2 separate regions of the Homo sapiens genome follow, and region 1 is linked to region 2. Evidence: chromatin loops called from intact Hi-C (ENCODE). Cell type or tissue: PC-9. All regions are shown on one strand. Links, peaks and the distances in the headings refer to the core of each region. The heading gives the core; the rest is flanking DNA.

The links. A loop is a pair of places that touch in the nucleus more often than their neighbours do. Peaks named below come from ENCODE experiments on the same cell type or tissue, not always from the same donor. Only the 100,000 strongest peaks of a DNase experiment are listed, where the experiment ranks them.
Region 1: a loop joins it to region 2, with 13 times the contacts of the local background. A loop is called at or near these places in 1 of 110 quality-filtered maps.

The regions. Positions count from the first base shown.
Region 1 is chr2:225,464,087-225,469,475 of GRCh38, reverse strand. All of the region lies in intron 3 of NYAP2 (neuronal tyrosine-phosphorylated phosphoinositide-3-kinase adaptor 2), which reads right to left. Among named protein-coding and RNA genes, the nearest start is that of NYAP2, 67 kb to the right of the region's middle. RefSeq lists an enhancer at 2,015-2,515. In PC-9, for the core only: no CTCF peak of the experiment used is centred there; a DNase peak (open chromatin) is centred at 2,085; H3K4me3 peaks cover 470 bases.
Region 2 is chr2:225,098,889-225,104,277 of GRCh38, reverse strand. No RefSeq gene overlaps it. Among named protein-coding and RNA genes, the nearest start is that of DOCK10, 59 kb to the right of the region's middle. RefSeq lists enhancers at 1-855, 2,620-3,819. In PC-9, for the core only: no CTCF peak of the experiment used is centred there; a DNase peak (open chromatin) is centred at 3,087; H3K27ac peaks cover 2,558 bases.

The DNA.
Region 1 (5,389 bases), core at 130-5,129, 370 kb before region 2:
TGTTATTTCTGGTTCTAGATCCTTGAGGAATTGCCACATTATCTTCCACAATGAACTAATTTACAACAGTGAAAAAGCATTCCTATTTCTCCACATCCTCTCCAGCATCTGTTGGTTCCTGACTTTTTAATGATCATCATTCTAAATGGCATGAGATGGTATCTCATTGTGGTTTTGATTTGCATTTCTCTAATAACCAGTGATGACAAGCATTTTTTCATATGTTTGTTGGCTGCATAAATGTCTTATTTTGAGAAGTGTCTATCCATATCCTTTGCCCACTTTTTGATGGGGTTGTTTTTTTCTTGTAAATTTGTTTAAGTTTTTTGTAGATTCTGGATATTAGCCCTTTGTCAGACGGATAGATTGCTAAAATTTTCTCCCATTCTGTAGGCTGCCTGTTCACGCTGATGATAGTTTCTTTTGCTGTGCAGAAGCTCTTTAGTTTAATTAGATCTCATTCGTCAATTTTGGCTTTTGTTGCCATTTATTAGGTAGTGTTTTTTTCCTTATTTTTTCCAATTGGAATGAGAGTCTTGAGGTACTACCTGGCCAAATGGCAGAGAAATTCTTAATGGCAAGGCTAGAATTTAGTAATTCAAATAAATAGTCCAAACTATTACCTTTACAGGTTACACAGAATCATTATCACAATTAGAAAGAAACTCCTCTTTTTGTCTTTTTTGTCCTCTTCATGTCCTCAGTGACTTATTCCTCCTCTGTCTCCTTAGACAGACTCTTGTCCAATTGTTTATTAGAATGGCTAGATTATTTAAATCAATGGTTTTGTGTATTGCTGTAGGTTAATTTCCTAAAGTGCTCCTTTGATCATACCTCTTTTTCTCAATGATTTTCTATTGTCTAAGTTTCTTCATTTATCATTGAATCACACTCTTAATCTGAATGCCAATTCTTCCTAGAATATATTGCCCACTTCAGTTGAAACAGTGGTTTGAATGACTGTATTTCTTTCCCCACTTGTTTGTGTCCTGTTTCTTGTCTATTCTTCCTTTCTCACTGGCCTGTCTTGGCTTCCTGTGTTAGTTTCCTAGGGCTGCCATTAAAAGAACCACATGCTGGATGGCTTAAAATAACAGAAATGTATTCTTTTGAAGTTCTGGAGGCTAGAAGTCCAATTCTTGGCATTCCTGGGCTTATCAACACATCATTCCAATCTCTGCCTACGTCTACACATGGCTGTTTTTCCTCTTCGTGTCTGTCTCCTTTTCTTTTATTATAAGGAAGCCAGTCATATCAGAGTAGGCCCACCTAATCCAGCATGATCTCATCTTAACTTGACTACATCTACAAAGACTTTATTTCCAAATAAGGTTATATTTATAGGAACCCAGAAGTTGGGCCTTCAACATCCTAATGTAGGACACAATTCAATCCAAACATTTCCCTAAAAGTGATTATATTATTCATCTCTCAGTGCTCAATATATGCCCAAACTCTATCAAGAGGGTTTTTCTTGTTTCTCCAGTTCACCCTTTTTTGAACTCTCATAGGCTTGAATGACTCCCTGGAGTACTCACTATGTCTGCTTTTTTTTCACCCCTCTATCCCAGGAGACTTGGAGTAGTGGCCAGCATGCAGTAGGAACTCACTAAGTATTTGTTGAATGAATGATTGTATTCAAAAAGTGAATGAATTTATACTACATACTTCAGTTATTTTTGTAAGTGTGGTGGCATAGTGTTATTTTCTGTCTTTAACTGCTCCTCTAAGGAAGTGTGAAAGACATTATTTTAACCCTATTTTGTATCCCAGAGCCACAGAGTCTTGCATGGAATTCTCACTTGGATAGTAATCTGATCAATGCTTTGCTAATTGATTGGTCTAGAAAAATTTGATTGAAAGGCAGTGAGACTTTGATAGTCTATTCTGAGGTATTTTTTAAAAATGGAAGTCTATTTCAGGTAGGAAAAAGGGCAAGGCCAAGTAGATTGGGTGACTAATGTTTTGTTTATACTGTTACAGTAGGTAGCTAATCAGACGTGAACAGGGCAGGAGAGGCATCAACCACAACAACCCCCACCACCCCAATCAGGAATGTCAGGTGACCATCAGTTGATGGTCAGGCAGTTTTTAACTGTCTCTCTAAAATAATAACTGGTTGCAGCTGGTGCAAGGGGTGAGTCAGTCTCCCAATAGGTAGGAAAAACCTGAAACTGGTGATCAGTGGCTTCCGGATAAGAAGATCTCAGGGCTCACACATGTGCACTAAGAGGCAAAATGGTGGAGTTTAATTGGTATCTGACCTCTAAGGACATTCGGCTGGTAAGGGAAGAATGCCTCAAGTGAGTATGCGTACAACTCCGGTAAACACACTGCGCATGTTCTCCTCCCAAGCACTGACAGGCCACTGCGCAGGCAGACAGCCCACCCCAAGGAAAGAATAAGGGGAGAAGGAACACAAGATCCGGAAGTATGCCAACGTAGAAAACCCCAAGTCAAAAGGTCAAACAGCACATTTGTCTTTCAAGTCACCCACTTGGCCCTCTCCCAAGTGTACTTTCCTTCCTTTTGTTCCTGCTCTAAAGCATTTTAATAAACTTTTACTCCTGCTCTAAAACTTGCCTCGGCCTCTCCTTCTGCCTTATGCCCCCCTCAGCTGAATTCTTTCTTCTGAGGAGGCAAGAATTGAGGTTGCCGCAGGCCTGTATGGATTTGCAGCCGTAACAATACCAAATACAAATTCTCTCAATATTATAAAAGATTCCAGATATCTGGCTGATCAGAATTGTTTAGATACCATCTTGACTTACCTTTTCATACCTCATGTTTTGACTTTTTGGATGCAAGTGGCTCTTGACTTTTTGGAAGCAAGTGGTTCTCTCCTTTTGCATGTTTTATTAGAAATATATAGTGCTAAACAGCATTTTCAACTGGAAAATCATAAGAATAACTCCTGCAGTCTCCACTCTTAACTTTGCATAACCCCTAATCAGTTGCACAATGGGGAGCAGAGCAAAGCTCACACCTGCGGTCTTAAATATGACAAATAATGCTTGAAAGAAAATAATTAAAATATTTTTCCACCTTTCTATTAATGTTTTCACTTAAGTAGTCCCTTTATCCCCCAAGTAAGCCCAAATGCTCACTTTCTAAACCCTGAAGAAAAAAAATCTAGAAAATATAATAGGCACTCATGACACCCACAGAAAATGAACAAAAGCAAAGAATTCAAACAAAGTCCCTTATATTCCATATAGGAATGAGAAAATAGAAAACAGTATTTGTCAAGAGGGCATATAAATCTTCAAGTGTTTGAGGAAAAGCATTTTGGAGAAATAGTATATTCAGAAAATGTTGTGTATGTGTTATTTGGTTAGTTTGGTGTGTTATGACAGCACAAAAAGAGATCGGGCTTCTCCAGGAGTTGCAAAGTGCTCAAGCCATTCACGTGGCTGGTTCCGGCTGCCAGGCCTACATTTGCAATGTAAATTAGCAAGCGGCATGGTGTCTTCAATTGTAGGTGAGCCTTAATAGGCCTGCTGATTGCTTCTTAAGAGTGTGGATTTTGTGCAGAAGAAATTGCTGAATGTTAGGGAACAGAGCATCTCACCAAAAACCCCACAAAGGGCAGAAGTGATTGAGTGTAGAAGAAAAGATTAAGTACACTTTAGTAAGTGATTGTGTTGAAGAAAGAGTTCAGAGTTCTGTCCACTGAAATAAGTCATGGGACACCTGACATGTCTTTCAACAATGCACTCAAGGACACAGAGAGTGTTTTTTGTTTGTTTGTTTGTTTTTTGAGACAGAGTCTCATACTGTCACCCAGGCTGGAGTGCAGTGGCGCGATCTCGGCTCACTGCAAACTCTGCCTCCCGGGTTCACTCGATTCTCCTGCCTCAGCCTCCTGAGTAGCTGGGATTACAGGCGCCCGCCACCATGCCCACCTACTTTTTTGTATTTTTAGTAGAGACGGGGTTTCACTATGTTGGCTAGACTGGTCTCAAACTCCTGACCTTGTGATCCGCCCACCTCGGCCTCCCAAAGTGCTGTGATTACAGGCATGAGCCAATGCGCCCGGCCCCAGAGAATGGTTTTAGAATGTATATAGATCTAGGAAGCACCCAACAACATAAATTTATTTGTGAGTCTATCCCAGGAGGTGTAACTCTAAGAAAAATGTAGGGTCACAGAGGTTGACAGAATATACAAATGGGCATATCTGCAGGAGGGTCAGGTTCATGCACAAGTAGAGATCTGCTTTGAGATAGCAGGCCTGGAATTCAGGTCAAGAGGACTCCTTTTGTCCCAGTGGCAAAGAAAATCATGCCCAAAGGGTAAGTCGATATGTCCTCCACTTCTCATCTATTTGCTTTTGGTTTTATGGGGAACCTAAGGAAATTTGCTATTTTCCTTATATCAGCTCTTTTAGATACTTAAAAATGGTATCTTGCATTGCCTTCTAGTATTAGATTCCTAAGTTTGTACCATAGAAAAGGGTGAGACGAAAATACTCATAACTTTTGCCAGTAATTGAATAAAAGTCTCTAACTAGCTCACCCTATGCTGAGGTTGTTACACAAATATTATCCCAATGTGAAATAGACAGTTTCAGAGGAAAGAGGAAAACGAACACGCATTACAGATAAAAATGAAACTGAAACTGCCTGACTACTGGTACCTGCTCAGTCAATGATCGTCTCTTCCCTTTGCAAAATGAGGGCACATCTGTGCCTATTGCTCACGTTCTTACTCTCCCCACCAAACCACCTATGGGTTGGAAAGATATACTTTAATCTAGAACAGAAAACTAACGTGGATTGCTTTCCCATAGCCTGTACACTTATAAGTATCAGAAATTTCATGTTAACAATTGTTTAGCTTCTCCTTAATCCAAAAGTTCTGGTAACCATGGATCCACAAGCCCCTGTCCCTGCAATGGCCGGGAAGTGAGCAGGCTCATGCGCTGCCCAGTTACCTGAAGTCACCATCCCTCCCTACTGACCTAGCATTGGAATTTCTCCATCGTTCATGCTCCCTTCCTGGCCCGCAAAGTATTTTCCCTGTGATCCAGAGATGTCTACCTACTTCTCTGCACCTTCTCCCACAGACCCTCTCACTCTGTTTTTCCCCCAGGTTTCATGAAATGGGGTTGCAGGGTGACACATAGGATGTTTATCACAAGGTGCCCTTGTGTCCAATATTTGCACCAGGGATAAGGAAGAGGCAATTGAGCAGAGGGAGAGGTCCAGCTGCAATGCAGTCTTGATGTCAGCCTTGACTGACACCACAGAGAATTCTGGAGTTAACATGGCTGTCAGAATCATCCTGCATTTAGCTTTTAGACTCCTGCCTCAATCGGTCTCTGTTTGTGGGTCTCCCTACTGTTCACCACACACCTAGCAGCTAGGAAGACAGGCTTTCCTTGAAG
Region 2 (5,389 bases), core at 327-5,326:
AAAGTAAGCTACAGAAAATATTATAAGGAAAATCATAAGGAAGAGAAAATACATCACATTTACTATTCATCAAGTGAAAGATCATCACAAACGTCTTCATCCTCATCATCTTCATGTTGAGGAGGCTGAATAGGAAGAGGAGGGGTTGGTCTTGTTGTCTCAAGGGTGATAAAGGCAGAAGAAAATTCACATATAATTGAACCCACACAGTATTATTCCAGGGTCAACTGTATATTTGTAAAATGAGTCATCAGAAACACAGCCTTAACAAAATTCTATTCTAATTTTACTAAGCATGCTAGACATTCCGTATAAAAATGAGCTCCTGCCACCTCAAAGTAGGGTGACCAAACATCCCAGTTCACCAGGGACTTAGTGGGTTTCCATGATGCAAGACTTCCAGGTTTAAAATCAAGACACTCTTGAGCCAACTGGGACCAGTTGGTCACCCTACCTAGAACTGACCGTCTACATCTGAAATGATTAAATCTCCAAAACTTCCAAAAGAAAGTATCATCATACTTGTGCTGAATCACCCAATAAGGCATCTGCAAATGAAAAGAATCCAGAGGTCATAAAAATTTATAAGAAATTATTTGGAGTGCAAAAAGAGCATTGAGATCCAGCATGGAAAAAACCTAGATCTTCTTTGGGCTTTCCCACACTACTTACAATTTAGAATGGATTTTCCTTTGACTTGCAGATGGCTGGATGTTACCATCATAATCAGGCCCTGTTCTTTAAACTCCTAATCAAGATGTAAAATGTGGAGTGAGAGTAAGAACACTTCCAATTATAGATGATGTTATAATTTTGTTTGAAATAATGGAAGATGGTTTCAATAGACCAAAACCATCAAGATGTACAATAAAAATATCTGAGGGCATTTCTTCCTCAAAATATCTTAACACAGCATTGCAATTGTTCTTTCCTCAATTTTTAAATGAATGACAGCATACAAGAAGAACACTTTGAGATAATAATGAACAATAAATGAATAATCAACACTTTTGTCCATATCGATATCTAATATAGTTAAGCCTTTCAAATTGAAGGTGAAGTGGAAGTTCTATTACTATCTGTCAGTATATTGCTATGAAAATTTAAGAAGAAAAATTAAAAAGAGGAAAGCCTTTTTCAATTTTATTCTCTTGGGAAATACATATATTAATTATAACTTAGATGATTAGAACTATTCATGGTCAGAATGCTTAAAGAAGCCCTTCTACAGACTTTTAAAAAATATTTAAGATTTTAAAGTTTCTTTGAAATGCTTTCCCCCAGTTGATAGCCACTAATTGGTAAATGTATAGACACTTTTACTTATCAAAGTCACTGTAAAAATGTTTGAATAAATATGAATTTGAATCTAGCTTGTTTGGGATCACTGTTCGCTCCATTACTTAAAAAATCTATTTATGCACAGATTCTGGATTCACAACAATAGTCTGACCTTTAAAATCCTTCTTTTTTGGATCCTTGTCTGCAGTAAGAACATTTTTCTCTTACTTAAAATTATCAAATATAGTTAAAGGTTAATTAGGTGGCAAAGCCAGATATGACTCAAGAAAATATATCTTGCAAAACTAGTGAGAATTCATTATAATAGCTTGCAAAAAGCCAGTAGTGTCAAAAACCCAAATAATAAACAACCTACTGAGTTGGAAAAAACACAGACGTTACTGTCAAAAAATCTGAATACTAGTCCTGACTCTGTCATAAATTAGTTGTGGTGTTTAAGGGAAAAATTCGAACCCCTCTGGGTTGCATTTTTAATTTCTGTATAATAATAAACTATGGGCAGGGCGCGGTGGCTCACATCTGTAATCCCAGCACTTTGGGAGGCCGAGGTGGGCAGATCACCTAAGGTCAGGAGTTCGAGACCAGCCTGACCAACATGGAGAAACCCAGTCTCTATTAAAACTACAAAATTAACTGGGCATGGTGGTGCATGCCTGTACTCCTAGCTACTCGGGAAGCTGAGCAGGAGAATCGCTTGAACCCGGGAGGCGGAGGTTGCAGTGAGCCGAGATCGTGCCATTGCACTCCAGCTTGGGCAACCAAAGCAAAACTCTGTCTCAAAAAAAAATAAAATAAATAAAATAATAATAAACTATGGGTTAATAAGTAAATTAGTATATTCATTGGTTTTTAATACATACCTTTTTGTATTATACTTTAAATTCTAGGGTACATGTGCACAACGTGCAGGTTTGTTACATATGTATACATGTGCCATGTTGGTGTGCTGCACCCATTAACTCATCATTTACATTAGGTATTTCTCCTAATGCTATCCCTCCCCACTACCCCCACCCCACGTCAGGCCCCGGTGTGTGATGTTCCCTGCCCTGTGTCCAGGTGATCTCATTGTTCAATTCCCACCTATGAGTGAGAACATGCAGTGTTTGGTTTTCTGTCCTTGTGATAGTTTGCTCAGAATGATGGTTTCCAGCTTCATCCATGTCCCTACAAAGGACATGAACTTATCCTTTTTTATGGCTGCATAGTAAACCAACCCAAATGTCCAACAATGATAGACTGGATTAAGAAAATACATACCATTTTTTAACGGAAAACTATAACATAATATATATAACTTCTCAATCTATTTATTCATCCAATTGTAATTGTGTGGAGAATTTCTAGAAAGATTATTACAAGATGTTGACCATAATTGATTCTAAGTAATGGATATTTGTGGGGTTTTTTTTCTTTTTTGTGTTTTTTTCCTTTCTTTTTGAATGTTTTTGTATCACTTGGATGTTCTACATTTGACTATGATTTTTTTCTTTTTCTCTAAAGCAACAAAATTCCTCCCAGTTTAAAAAGAAAAAAGATGTTTCCTCAACTGTAAAAAAAAATTTAATAAATTTTAAAAAAGTAATTCTGGTCAAAATAACACCTATAAGGCATGCAAAAAGTAACGCCAAAAGCTTGAAACGTAAAAGAAGTTACTTGCTTCTCTTCCATACTGGTTTACTCCTCAGTAGTTTACGACCACCACTTTCCTTCTCAGAGGCAACCACTTACAAATCTTCTAACATTATTATATTATTTACCTTCATTGCAGTCTGGTGAGTCATCAATTGTAAGCATCATCCTTAGTCATTTACTTAGCAGAGGAGTATTTTAGCTGATTCATCCCCTTCCTCCTCTTCCATCACCAAATATGTACCAATTTTTGGTTAAAATCCTGCCTGGGTTCACAGAATACAGAAAATTCCAAGAAATGGTCCCTCCCACACTAGCAGCAAGAAAAAGCTGCATAATCCACAGATCCTAAACCTTTCTGGAAGCCTATCTGAGAGCTGACATCTCAAGGCAACTGGATGAACTGAATGCTGAAATGTCCAAGCCCTTCTGGGGAGAGACAGATAGGACACAGGAACTGAGGAACTATCCTTCCTCAGACAGAGCAAGGCAGAAAAAGGGAGAAGCCAATGGAGAAAAGGAGAAAATATGCTCATACCAAGACTCTACTGTTATAAATAAAGTTTTGTTCCCATGGTAGGAAAAGTCAGAAATGCAAAAATATCTATTTCCTGTGGCTCAAATAACACGGAGTCTAATTCAGCAGGAGAAATAAGACAATCGCTCTGTCCTAACATGAGTCTTGTACCAAGTAATAAACAAGAACAGTGTACTGGTGGGAGAAGGCAGGAGTACAGAGAGGGACCCTCTCTATAGTACAGCTGTGTATGATCTGCTAAAAGGACATGGAAACATACTCCGATACTCCAGTGTTCATACTAAGCACAAGGTAGCTGCAGTCCATTACAAGAGGAATTTGAAATATGTGCATACTCAAAGTAGCTATAGTGACAAGAAAACCCAGGCACAGCTAAACAATAGACAAAACTGACAAACATGCTCATTTCCAGGAGTAACTATTATTTACTTCTGTCTGTAGGGTTCTTTTACACAGAATGTTTGGCATTCTCCAAAAATATGACACATACACACACAGCCATTGTCAAACAATAAAGATATAAAGACAACCAGAGAGCGAGATTTTGTATATATCATACTAATAATTTTAAAAACTACAGTAAAAAATGCTAAGGAGTTTAGTGAAAAAAAAAGATGGTGTACATGTATGAACAAATGGGGGAACTTACAAGAGAAACTGTAAGAAAATGACAAATGAAAATGCTAAAATGAAAGATAAGACATTAGAGATAAAAATTGCTTAGTTGGGCTTATCAGTAGACTGGATACAGCACAGGAAAGAATCAGTGAACTTGAAGACAAGAAACACACATACAAAAAGTCAAGAAAATAACAGGATCAAAGAGCTATGGAACAATGGTGCACAGTCTAATGTATGCATTATTGGAGTTCCAAAAGTCAAAGAGATAGAGAATTGAGTAGAAAAAGCATTTTAATGTATAATGACCAATAATGTTCCAAAATTAATGAAAGACAGTAGTCCCAGTTTTAAGAATCTTGGGAAAACCTAAGCAAGTCAAATACAAAATTAACATAACTAGATCCAGCACACTCACTTAAGTAAGAAATAATACTTCTTTTACATGGAATCTTCCAGATTACAGAGGAAGAGGGAACATTTCCTAACTAATTTTGTTAATCCAGGATTACCTCAATTCCAAAACCAGATTAAGAAATTACAAGAAAAGAAAACCACAGACTACTATGCTTCATGAAAATAAATACAAGTGTCCTCAATATTCTAAAAGCATTTAATATAATATGTATTGTCAATACACATTAATAAAATTCAACATCCATTCATGTTCAAAAGTCTCAGCTAAGTACGTATAGAAGTGAACGGCCTTAATCTGATAAATATATCTGCAAAACATTTACAGATAACATCATTTGTAATGGTAAAAGACTGCCATGTTTCCTCTAAGATTAGGAATGAAGTATGGAAGTTCATATTCACCACTCCTATTAAACATCATATTGAAAGTTATCGCACCAAAAATGAGGCAAGAAAGGAAGGAAAGAAAGAGGGAGGAAGGTAAGGAGAGAAAAAGAGAGATCGCCTACAGAAATAGTTGCTTAAACTAATAATTGACTCTAGAGAGGTTTGAGACATACAGACATCTACTGTATTTCTATATAGTAACAGTGAAGAACTGAGAATTGAAACTTTTTTAAAGTTACATTTGCAATGACACCAAAAACACAAAGTGAACTTAACAAAAATTATGCAGGATCTCTATGCTGACAACCACAAATGATGGAGGAAAGAAAAAAAGTCAAGTAATAGAGACTCAATACCATTGTCAGTTTTCCCCAAATTAATTATAGATTCAATGTAAACCCAATCAAAATTGTAAATCTTTTTTTGTAAATTCAGAAGCCTGATTCTAATTCTTTTTCTTGTGCTTTTTTTTTTTTTTAGATGGAGTGAGGTGGC